Regions from separate parts of the Homo sapiens genome. Here region 1 is linked to region 2. Evidence: chromatin contacts called from ENCODE Hi-C or POLR2A ChIA-PET data. All regions are on one chromosome and are shown on one strand. Each heading gives the region's core, a stretch centred on a gene start or an enhancer-like site at or near the end of the contact. The rest is flanking DNA. Distances are from core to core; before and after follow the strand shown.

What was found. A loop is a pair of places that touch in the nucleus more often than their neighbours do. ChIA-PET counts read pairs that join two places held with the same protein, here RNA polymerase II (POLR2A). Pooled maps may share reads with other maps.
Region 1: a loop to region 2 is called in a map of PC-3, with 3 times the contacts of the local background. The contact joins two enhancer-like sites. A Hi-C loop is called at or near these places in 1 of 168 maps with a recorded cell type or tissue (PC-3) and 1 of 50 pooled maps. POLR2A ChIA-PET finds 5 or more read pairs at or near these places in 5 of 52 experiments (AG04449, K562, RWPE1 and 1 more).

What each region holds. Positions count from the first base shown.
Region 1 is chr14:89,134,356-89,139,807 of GRCh38, forward strand. No RefSeq gene overlaps it. Among named protein-coding and RNA genes, the nearest start is that of TRA-AGC15-1, 160 kb to the left of the region's middle. RefSeq lists an enhancer at 5,072-5,452. Within about 2 kb of position 3,341, at least 3 of the 41 ENCODE cell types and tissues checked have a DNase peak (open chromatin) inside an H3K27ac peak, as active enhancers do.
Region 2 is chr14:89,174,384-89,180,120 of GRCh38, forward strand. All of the region lies in intron 5 of FOXN3 (forkhead box N3), which reads right to left. Among named protein-coding and RNA genes, the nearest start is that of FOXN3-AS3, 170 kb to the right of the region's middle. RefSeq lists an enhancer at 814-1,315. Within about 2 kb of position 3,213, at least 5 of the 41 ENCODE cell types and tissues checked have a DNase peak (open chromatin) inside an H3K27ac peak, as active enhancers do.

The sequences.
Region 1 (5,452 bases), core at 2,091-4,590, 40 kb before region 2:
ATAACTAATAAAAACCCACTTGGGATGCTTAGAGTGCCTTCGACACAAACTCAAACCATACAAAGGGATGTGCTTCTAGGGTTTTCTTGTGGAGGCTGGGAGTAAATGACCCACAGCCTTTGCAAAGAGGCTGTCAGAATATTTGAGGCAAGAGTCTTGTTTTCATTCACTGACGAAAAGGGATCCACTCCTTGAAGCGAAGAATCCCCGATGTGCTGGATCAATGGCTGCTAACGTGCCTGTTTGGAGCTGGTAGGAAGTTTAAAAGGGATTTCAAAGATTTGTAATTGTAATTTAAGATAAGCCAGTGAAGCAAATGAAGCTGACATTTAACTCTGAGTGGCGGACTGTGAATTGTGGTCTCCACATGCACACAGACCCCTAGCACACTCCTTCTCTGCATGACACAGTGAGGGTGGAGCTCCTCTCTGGATCTGTGCACCAGGCCTGGGCTAGCTGTGTCCTGCCTCACAGGTGGCAGAGACTGCCACTCAGATATGGGCCTGGCTCTAAGCCCGGTGTTCCTCTGGTATCTGGGTGAATTTGCTCCTGCAAAGGAGGAAACTGGGGTGCTGATTTCTGGAATGTCTGCTCCAGGTCAAGAGGTAGGCTTGCAGTGGAAGTCCTTACAGACAAGTAAAGGTGGTGTGATTTCAGGATCCTTTCTCAATGAAGTTCATAGCATGGTTCAGTAGGACTAAATTCTGACCATATCAACGACACTGAGATCTTGGGCAAGTTCCCTTCTGAGCTTCATGTTCCTTGTCTGTAAGATGAGTGTAATCACTATCTACTGCAACACTCGGTGCTAAGTGCTTAATAATGGTTAGACGAAAAATGACACATTTTTTCACTTAAAACTAAGGCAGAGGGAATGTAATGAATGCCACTGAACTGTACACTTAAAAATGATCAAAATGGTAAATTTTATGTATGTTACTACAATAAAATATTTTTTAATTAAAAAATGTATAAGGACTTATATTTGAACCATGATGAAGTAATAGGGATTGGATTTACTCTCCTGCCTTAAACAACTAGACAAAACATATGAAACAATACCTTTCAGATATTAGAAAACAGATAATACAGAAAGTAATCCCCAGGGGAAGGGAAACAGGGGAAGTAATTTTCAGGCTACAGAACAGGGAGGGAGAACCCAAAGAGAGCTTGATGGTCTTCCTGAGTTGACGAGACAGAGTTGAGAATTTGAGAAGGCCAAGGAAGCTAGAATTTACAAGGCAGGATGCCTTAGAGAAGAGCACTGCACAGAGAAGAAAGAGCTACACAGAGAGAAAGTTCTGAAGATCTGCAGAGGGTTCCCCTTGATTGGCTACTGACCAGTGCAAGTGCATGCATGTGAGAAAACTACCCGAGCAGGAAAAAGAACCAACAAAAAGGAGCAAGCTGAATAATCCCTGGGACTCACTCGGGCTAGGAATAGTTCATGTTCCCACCAGCCGGAATAGAAAAACGTCATAATATACAAAATATACAGAAGGGTATTGTTTCAATAATAAGAAAACTTTATCCCTAAAGTCTGCTCTGGTCCCACCTAAGAAAGCTCAAAAGCAAGCCTCAAAAGGATTGAAGAAATTTAGCTGCCTACCAGAACAAATGTCAAGAATATTTGAAGGGAAACAAAAATATCCAGCATCCAACAACACAGCACCTAGTATTCAGTAAAAAAAAATTACCAGGCGTGCAAAGAAGCAGGAAAACATGCCCCAAATGAAGAGAAAAATTGATCAGTAGAAACAGACTCAGACATGACACAGATAATATAATTAGTAGAAAAGGACATTAAGCCAGTTATTATAATTGTTTTCCATATGCTCAAGAAGGTGGGCAAAAGCATGAGCATGCTGAAGAGAGACACAGAAAACATTAAAACAAGAACCAAATAAAACAACTAGAGATGAAAAAGATAATGTCTGCAATAAAAATACACTGCACAGGATTAACAACAGATTAAACATTGCAGAAAAATGCTAATAAACTTAAAGACAGCAATTGAAACTATCCAAAGTGAAACAGAGAGAAAAATGACGCCCCAAAACGAGCAAAGCGATCAGTGAGCTATGGAACAACTTCAAGCAGCCTAATATATATGTAACTGGAGCCCCTGAAGAAGAATGAGTAGGAACAGAAAAAATATTTGCAGAAGTAATGGCCAAAACTTTTGCAAATTTGAAGAAAACTATAAATTCAGGCTTAAGAAGCCTAGGAAATTCCAGGCACGAAAATCAGGAAGAAAATGATACCAAGGCACATGAAAAATTGAATTGCCTAAAACTAGTAGTAAAGAGAAAATCTTAAAAGCAGTCGGGGTAGGGGGAGGAAGTACACTTTACATACAGAGGGGCAAAAGAAAGGATGACAGCAGATTTCTCACCAGAAATAGTGTTAGGTTAGAAGACAAGACAGATGTGTCTTTAAAATCCTGAAATAAAAAAAGCTGTCAACCTAGAATTCTATACCTAGCAGAAGTATCTTTCAAAAGTGAAAGCTGACAAACTAAAAGCTGAATGAATTCATCTCCAGCAAACCCGCACTACAAGAAATATTAAAGTCCTTTGCACTGAAGAAAAATGATACTAGATGGAAACACCAAGAAATAAAGAGCATTAGAAATGTTATCTGTCTGAACAAATATAAAAGACCTTATCCTTTACTTTAAAAATAACTTTAAACACTAAAGCAGAGGATCTCTTTCTCCTGCCATTTAAATTGTCTATTTTCTGGAGTAGAGAATTCACAGAACTGTGAATCCATGATGTGAAATTTCAGCTTCTTGCAAATGACTGAAGGCAATTATTTACCTCTCTAGAACTCAGTTCCCCTCACTTGTCAACAGGGGACAAGATGATAAGCTAATGAATAACACAATCCTTTGTAAAATTAAAAGCAGCATATAAACATCACTGGTCTTCCTTTAATTTTGCAGTCCCTTCCAAGAAAACAGCTTCGCATGGTGATGTTGAGGCCTGCCCAGCTGGTGCTGATGCTAAGATCTGCTTCCCAGGCAGCAGGCCTGTGCCTCCATTTACCCTCAAAGGAGAATCTCCCTCCCTCCTTAGGGGTTGGGGAGATGCCCTGAGAACACACTTTCCCTTTCAATATAATCCCTTATTCTGGTGCCCCTCACCCAATACTCCTGCAAAACCTAGCAGTGCCTCAGTTGTTCTTGCTAGCCTTGCCCAGTGAGGGATTTGGGCTCATGGAATAACATTCTTTTCTGGCTGGGCACGAAGCAAGAAGTTGAGCCTCATTCAGAGTGGCAGCAGGCCAGGCCTTCTTGCCTGTTGGCTCTTCCTGTTTGCTCAGGCCAAGGCAGCACTGGGGTGACCCACACCGAGGGCCGCACCAGTGGGCAAAGGGCCAGGCCCAAGTTTGAGGTTTAGGGGTGGTGAGTCATGCTGGAGTCATGGCCTGGGCTGGGAGAGGCACCGCCACTCCAGCAGACTGCTCAGAACTCTGTCCCTCCAGCTTTCCTTTCAACAAATATCTTCTGGGTACCCACTTGTATACCCGACTCAGAGTCAGGTGCTTTCTATACATTGTTGAATTTCTTCTTTAAAATGGCCTGTGAGATTGGTCTTTATATTCCCATTTCACAGGTGTGGAAACTGAGGCTCAGAAGGGTGAAATTGTAGGTCCAAGTGCACACAGCCAACTGCAGACACAGCTGGATTCAAGCCCTTTTTGAACCTGTATGTCACTCTTCCTGCACGACCTGGATGTTTGCATACTCACAGGGCACAGGGGACTAAGGTGGCTTTGGAAGCAGAAGCGGGAGAGTAACAACAGCTAACATTTATAGAAGGGCTACCATGTGCCAGCCACTGTGCAAACTCCTCACAAGAATGGTCTCATTTCATCCTCGAAGGGACCCTGAGAACTAAATACTAGTATTTTCCTTATTTCTCTTGTGCAGCATTGCATAGTGTGCAAGGGGTGGACTGGGCTTTGCAGTAGATCCAATACTTTGTCCCAAAGAGACCACGGATCTTATGTTGGTTCCCCCAGGAATGAACCTGGAGACGGTGTAGTTTAATTGGGAGGGGATCCCAGGAAGCACTGAGTTGGGGAAGGTGGGTAGGTGGAGAAACAGGAAAGTGCAGGAAGCATGTAAAAGGTATGATGTGGAACAGGTTGCTACTATGGGCAATGGGGTCTTTATTCCTCCTGGAACCTTTGGAAAACAGCATGGGGCAGTGCTTCTCAAAGCTGAACACGCACTCGAAGCTCCTGGGATGCTGTTAACATGCAGACTCTGATCCAGAAGCTCAGGGTGGGGCCCAAGACTCTGCATGTCTAACAAACTCCTAGTGATGTCAGTGCTGCTGGTCCCTGGACCACACTTTGAGTAGCAGGGTTGTAGCACATATCTCAGAAGTGTTTCACTAGAAGGTGGAGGGGGCTGGGATTATGAAACTCCAGCTTCCATCTCTCCTTGGCTGAAGGCTGCGGGGAGTGGGGCTTCTCTGCTCTCCTGGCCCACCTGGGAAAGGCCTTTAGGTAGCCTGCTGTGTGGTGGGCAGTCCTTTGGCAGGTATTGCAATGTGAATGCCAGCGGGCCTGGGAGGACACTGACAGCTTCGACTCCACTGTGGGATTGCCCTGCGTGCACTGTCCTTCCAGCTCACAGGACTCCCGCCTGCCCCTCGGTGGGAGGGAAGCCTAGGTGTGCCCACGGGCATGTGCTGAGAGCAGCTGAGCCAGTCAGGAATAGCCACTCCTCAGCAGGGGTCCCAGGCAGTAACCACAAAAAAAACCTCTGGGCTGCTCCTAGAGCTAGTCTGGACCTCCGGATTCCTGAGTGGGGCTCCTCCCCATTCCTGCAACCACTCTTGAACACAGAAGTTGGGGGGCAGCTTTAAAAACACTCCAGTCATCAGGGGGGGTCTTGGCAGGGACTCAGCCAGAATCCGTGGACATAGACCTGTGGGGCTTTGTGTTCTTGTTTGGCCTGGCCTGGTGTGATCCCGGGAATGCGTCACGGAGGCTCCTCCCCACAGCGCGGGGCTCCTGAGGAAGGTGGCAAAACATCTTTCTGGCTCGAGACCTGCTCATTGGTCAGGGCACAGTCCTGGTCCCTTGGCAGACATCAAGAACCTCCCAGGCCCAGGGAGTGATGGCATGAAGTCTCTGCAAATGAAGGGGCTCAGGCAGCAGAACAGTGGCCGCCTCAGCCAACACTGGGCAGTAGGTGGGGCAGGGCTAAGCCTGCAGGTGAGAGAGAGCCTGGGACCTGTGTGGAGAGCTTCTCAGGGACAGGCCAGGAGGCAGGGATGACAGCTGGGGTGGAGCCTCCCTCACTGCCTCCTGGCCTTTAAAAGATGACTCGGCGGCTTTTCTTTAGGTGTGCCTCCAAACACCTGGGTTCAAGTCTTAGCTCTGCCACATAATAGCTATGACGCCTCAGGCAAATTATTTCACCTGTTACATC
Region 2 (5,737 bases), core at 1,963-4,462:
AATATCCAGGGGGACCACAATTTTCTCCCATGAGCTGCAAACTGCTCCCCTAAACCACTGAGATAAACATGATTTCCTTTTTGCAAGAGATCACACAACACAAATAGGAGTGATCCTACAACTCTCCTCCATGAATTGTTTTGCATTTACAACAGTCCAGAATCATTGGGAGTTTGGAGGATTTCTAGGTACAACATGAAAAGGAGCCACCAGGACTTTCAAAGGCATTAACGAACGTCATTGATATGAAATATGAGGAGCAGCTCTAGAATGTTGATCAAATTTCACAGTTTGCTGGTCGTTGTTTAAATTTCTGGACCAGAAGGGCCCAAAACAAAAACTACGCTCGCTGAAATGGGCCCAGGAGGGAATTCAGTGCATGCTTTGTGTAACTGGGATTCTTTCCCCACTTTCCCTTAAACCTAGCTCTTTAGTATTTTCTCTTCTCCTCCCACTACAAAGCAAAATCTAATACTGAGTTTTGTAATTGCCTTCAAAGACCATGATTTCAAAGACAAAGGCCAACAGGTGTTTGGTCTTTACATACAGAACAAAATACAACACTAGAAAAGATCAGCAGCCAATTTACCCTCAAGTTACATAATTGGACAACAACCCTATCTTAATACTAAAGGTTGCCACCTTCCTACACTACTGAAACAAACATCTTCTCAAGGGAGGAGATAAAGACAGCTGATCCGGAGCAGAACTTAGGCTGAGAGATGGGTTTTCCCGATGATTCTATTTTGACATGACCTTAAGAATTAATGTTTGCTACTACAGTCAGACCATTAATGCCTGACTTGCTTCATGTTCCATGGGAAGTGCAGTTTTTCACTTGAGGTTGCTGGAGATCCAAATAAAATTAAGCAGCCTTAGACGGTGATTGGATGAAACTCTCATATAATTTGGCAACAAATAGGGTGATCTAGACTTGTAGTCCAGATTATGGCCAGCACTCTTCAAAGCCAATGGCTTTGCCAACAAATGTACTCTGTGCTGAAAGGTGGCATGAATTTAATTTAAGCCTTCTCCTAAGGTTTTGGGGTACCTGAGGTTCCAGTGCTCAGGAAGGAAACCTGGGAAGGTCTGTGAGAGACAGGCTAGGTGAATCCATGAGGCTTTCCATGTTACTTATTTATCAAACACCTACAGAATGCTGACTATGTGCTGGGCACACAGCTGTGTGTGAATCCAAATAACACATGAGGCAGACACACGTTTCCTCTTGAGAAGCCCATGGGCACTTCCCTGAGGTCACACGGCTGCAGGAGATGGACCGAGGAAATGTGGTTCCTGAGTTCACGTACGTATTTTGTTGGTTCAGTTGCTACAGAACAGGCCTTCCCCACATCAGCTTTTTCCCAATCCTCCAGCGAGCCCTGGACATGTCATTCTTTTCTGCCACCTGATGAGGCATGTAGGGATCAAAAAGAGCCCTAAAGGTTAAAAGCAAGGTGGCTGAGATCCAGGGAGGTTGCTGTGACCCAACCCAGGGTGTGGGACAGCCCACGATGCTGTGAATGTAAGAAACCTGGGACTCCTCCTTCCCAAGAAGGCCAGCAACAGCTCTCCCAGGGCTATCCATCATGGGTTCCATTCAATGCAATCTCTGCAAGGGATTTTCCTGGGAAAGCAGCCGAAGACACAGGCATAAAACTTTAAGATGTGTGAGTAGTTATTTTGAGGATGATGTGTCTTGAGGACTTGACGCCCAGGCAAATTTAAAAATAAGCAGGTTTCCAACGTCTAAGGATGGGCCAATCTTGGAGGTTATTGAGTAAAAAGTCAACACCGTAAAGTCAATTACACTATTGACAGATACTCTTACAAGGAGATTTCACATCATAATTATATGCAAAGGAACCTGGCAAATAGAAGCTGTGTAATGATCAGCTAATAAAAGTAACACTTCATCTATGTCAATAACAGTTTCAGAGTTAAGACAAACAAACATGGCCTTTGCCACTCTGTGGAGGAAAAAAAAATCCCTGAAAGACAAATATTTTCACTTAAGGAGAAGTCGCTTAGATTCACAAGGAAAACCTGTCACACAAAAGAGAGTGGGAAATTGGTCTTTAGTGGGTGCTAATGACTCTCCCGCCCTCCCTGGGCCCCAGCTGAACAGACTGGGGCAGCAACCCCTGTAAACATCTGAGCACACACAGAATACTTGGGCACTGCCACGTGGTCTGGGAGATAACATTCTGTGTTGTTCTAGTCTCCACTGCACTGCTTTCCTTTTTAGCCTTGGCTGAGTTTGGGTTCCACTGACATGTGGCCAAATTAAAAATGTTAAAATTATGATGAATGTGAAAATGCAAAACAAGATGTTTTTCCCCAAGCACTTCTTAATGGGTTTTACACAGACACTGATTAGGCAGATGCCTCCATAGCTATGTTTGTGTTCCTTCTTTCCAAAAGCATCTCAGTGTCTACTACCTGCCCTACAAAAAGAGGGCAAAGATACTACAAGCAAGTACCCCTAATGTTCCAGAGCTTACTACCCCTCTTCCCCTAATTTCCCTTAAAACTGAGGGGGGCAAGTTCAGAATTGGTATTTGGACAATTAACTGCTAATGCACAATGGTTTTCTTTACTGGTTATCTCTCTCTCTCTTTCTTTCTTTTTTTTTTTTTTTTTTTTTGACAGAGTCTTGCCCTGTTGCCCAGGCTGGAGTGCAATGGCACAATTTCGGCTCACTGCAACCTCCACCTCCTGGGTTCAGGCGATTCTCCCATCTCAGCCTCCTGAGTAGCTGGGACTGCAGGCACATACCATCACACCCAGCTAATTTTTGTACTTTTAGTAGAGATGATGTTTCACCATGTTGGCCAGGCTGGTCTTGAACTCCTGACCTCAGGTGATCTGCCTGCCTCGGCCTCCCAAAGTGCTGGGATTACAGGTGTGAGCCATCGTGCCCGGCCTCTTTACTGGTTATCTGTTTATGCAAATCGTAACTTGCCTAGCTTCTGCAAACTATGGTTTCACATTTTACCAAAATGATTTTGTTCAAAACTCCTATGATGCTCAGGAAAGTCACTCCTTAATTAGACTATACATCCTTTTGTAGTGGACAGAGATGAAGCAAGCTGTGCCATTACAAAGCTATTGCCACTCAGTCTCAAACCCACCCTTCTACTCTGTTTCCCAAACTGGGGCTGGGGCTGGGGCTGGGGCTGGGGCTGGACTTTACCACTGGGTTCCATGTGAGGCTCCGCCACCAGGGGGTGCCATAGAGAGACTGAGAAGGTGGTGGAGAAAGATAGAACTGGCTCCTGCCTGTTTCCTGTTCTTGTGCCACCCAGCAATGCCTCTGTACCTCAGCAGCAGCATTCATTCTCGGAGGTGCCAAACCCAGTTTGCAGTTTTTCCAGCACTTGCAGAACTGTGTTCCCTTAGGGGCACCAGCACCATCAGAGGCTGCTTCCTAGTCCCTGCCCCCCACGCAAAGGTGAGTTTCAGCTCCATGGGGTGATCATTCCAACCTCTTCCCTTTGTTCCGTCAACCCTAGAGGTGGTAGCTGCCTCCTGCAATGACTCTCTCCATGATACCCTGAGTCATCTTTTACCCTTTCAGTTACCTAGTTAATAACTTCCTACCTGGTTCACAGCTTTGCTTTCTTTCTAATCATTTTGATTTTTACATGGTCTCACTCTGTCACCCAGGCTGGAGTGCAGTGGAGTAATCTCGGCTCACTGCAGTCTTGACCTCCCAGGCTCAAGGGATCCTCCCACCTCAGCCTCCAGAGTGGCTAGGTCACAGGTGTGTGCCACCATGCCCAGGTCATTTTTTTTTTTTTTTTAAATAGAGATAAGTTTTCGCCATGTTGCCCAGGCTGGTCTCAAATTCCTGAGCTCAAGTGATCCACCCGCCGGAGCCTCTCAGTGTTGGGATTACAGGCGTGAGCCAATGTGCCCGGCCTCGGCGAATTTTTAAACTTTTTGTAGAGCTGGGATCTCCCTATGTTGCTCAGGCTGGTCTTGAACTCCTGGCCTCAAGTGATCCTCCTGCCTCAGCCTCCCAAAGTGCTGAGATTATAGGCATGAGCCACCACACCCAGCCCTGGTTAACATTAAAGTCTCTCTGTTCAATTACTTGGTGTGGTTTCTGTCTCCCTACTGAACCTGTCTGATACACAAGTTTGGCTCAGAGGCTGTCTTGTTTTCTTTTACTCTGGAAGGAGCCCAGCTGAGGCACTCAGTGGACTGCATGAGTGGCAACTTTCAACAGAAACAAGACTGTTTGCTGCAGTGCTTTGTTATTCTCTAACTAGAAAGAAACCATCGGTAGTTGAAATAACACCTCAAGAGGGAACTAATCAGTAAAATTTGTCATCATAAATGCCATGAGAGTAAGAATTAAAATGAGAAGGCGGCTCCTGTTGAAGGTCCACCTGTTGTCCGCCTGGCTTTTCTGTGCCCTTCTATAAGGTATGGCTGGGCCCATAGTGAAAGCTACTCTTGAAGGCACTAAAAAAAATGGTCAAGAGGATAAACTGTAAGTCTATATTTAGAATCTGCTAATAAAAATACATTGTTGCTCCAAGCAAAAATAGTTCACAGTCTCCAAGTCTTCTCAACCAAGAAGGTAAACTATGAGGCAACACAGGAAAGATTTTAAGAAAGAATGAAAAACAGAGTATGTCTTTTTCATAAATGTGAGGTAAGAGCATTGGAATTTTGGCTTCATGGAAAGAGGCTTACCACTTAGGAACTCAAGAATTATTGACCTGAGAGTAGCCAGGAAAGATACCGGGGAGGTACAAGAAAAACCTTTCCATGTATTTTTGGAAAATATCCCCTTGTCAGATTAGTAGAAATGATAAGTGGTTTTATAATTTGTTGCTATTCTAATTGCTAACAACTTCCCATCTTATCAGAACCTATAGACCTTTGCTCTGAAGATTATGCGACTTGTCCTGACAACAGCAGGAGGAGTTAAAAGACAAGCTCGTGGAGAAGCTGCACGCGGCAGGGGAGTTTGACCTTGCTTCTCCCTCAGGCCCAGCTAAACACACTTTCTGGGTTGGTTTCCTTTTGGACATGAAACACTATGAAAGCAAAATGGCCTTCAGGTGCAAACTTGATCCGTAAACGCAGAAGGAGAGGGATGGTACCTTCAAGGGATGCAGCTCAGTGAGACAGGCTTTTTCTAAACAAGCAACCAGGACCTGGCACATGCAATAGTGATGCGGCATCAGACAACTGATTGAGAGCTAGCCCTCATCCTCAGGACACAAAGCACCCAGGACAGAAAGGGACACACAGAGAAACTGCTACCATACAGGGTCACTCATTGAAGGGCTAAAGCATGGGGCTAATCGGTTCACGGCAAAGAGAAGTTTCTCTGATGCTGGTTCCCAGACCACATTAAAAAAAGCATTGGGAAGGGATCATCTTTTGTGTCAGATTTTGAAGGACGTGCTGCCTTACATATGAGGGTGAGGGGAATCTATGCAGACAAAACTGTATGAATAAGATGGGCCAATACTGGGCATATTTGGGGAACACATTTGGCTCGAGGAGAAGGAAGGACTATCAGGGTGATGCAGGGGCAGTCACAGAAGGTGCTTCTGCAGACAGCTAGAGGGGCACGGAGTTAGGAAACTGGTCTGGCAGTGGTGGATGGATGGGCAGGAGTGGGTGTAGAAGCAGCTGGCGGATGGGAGGAGGCTCCGCCAATGGTGCCTATGAGGGCCGCAGGCTGGCGGTGGACCCTGATCCGGGGCTGACA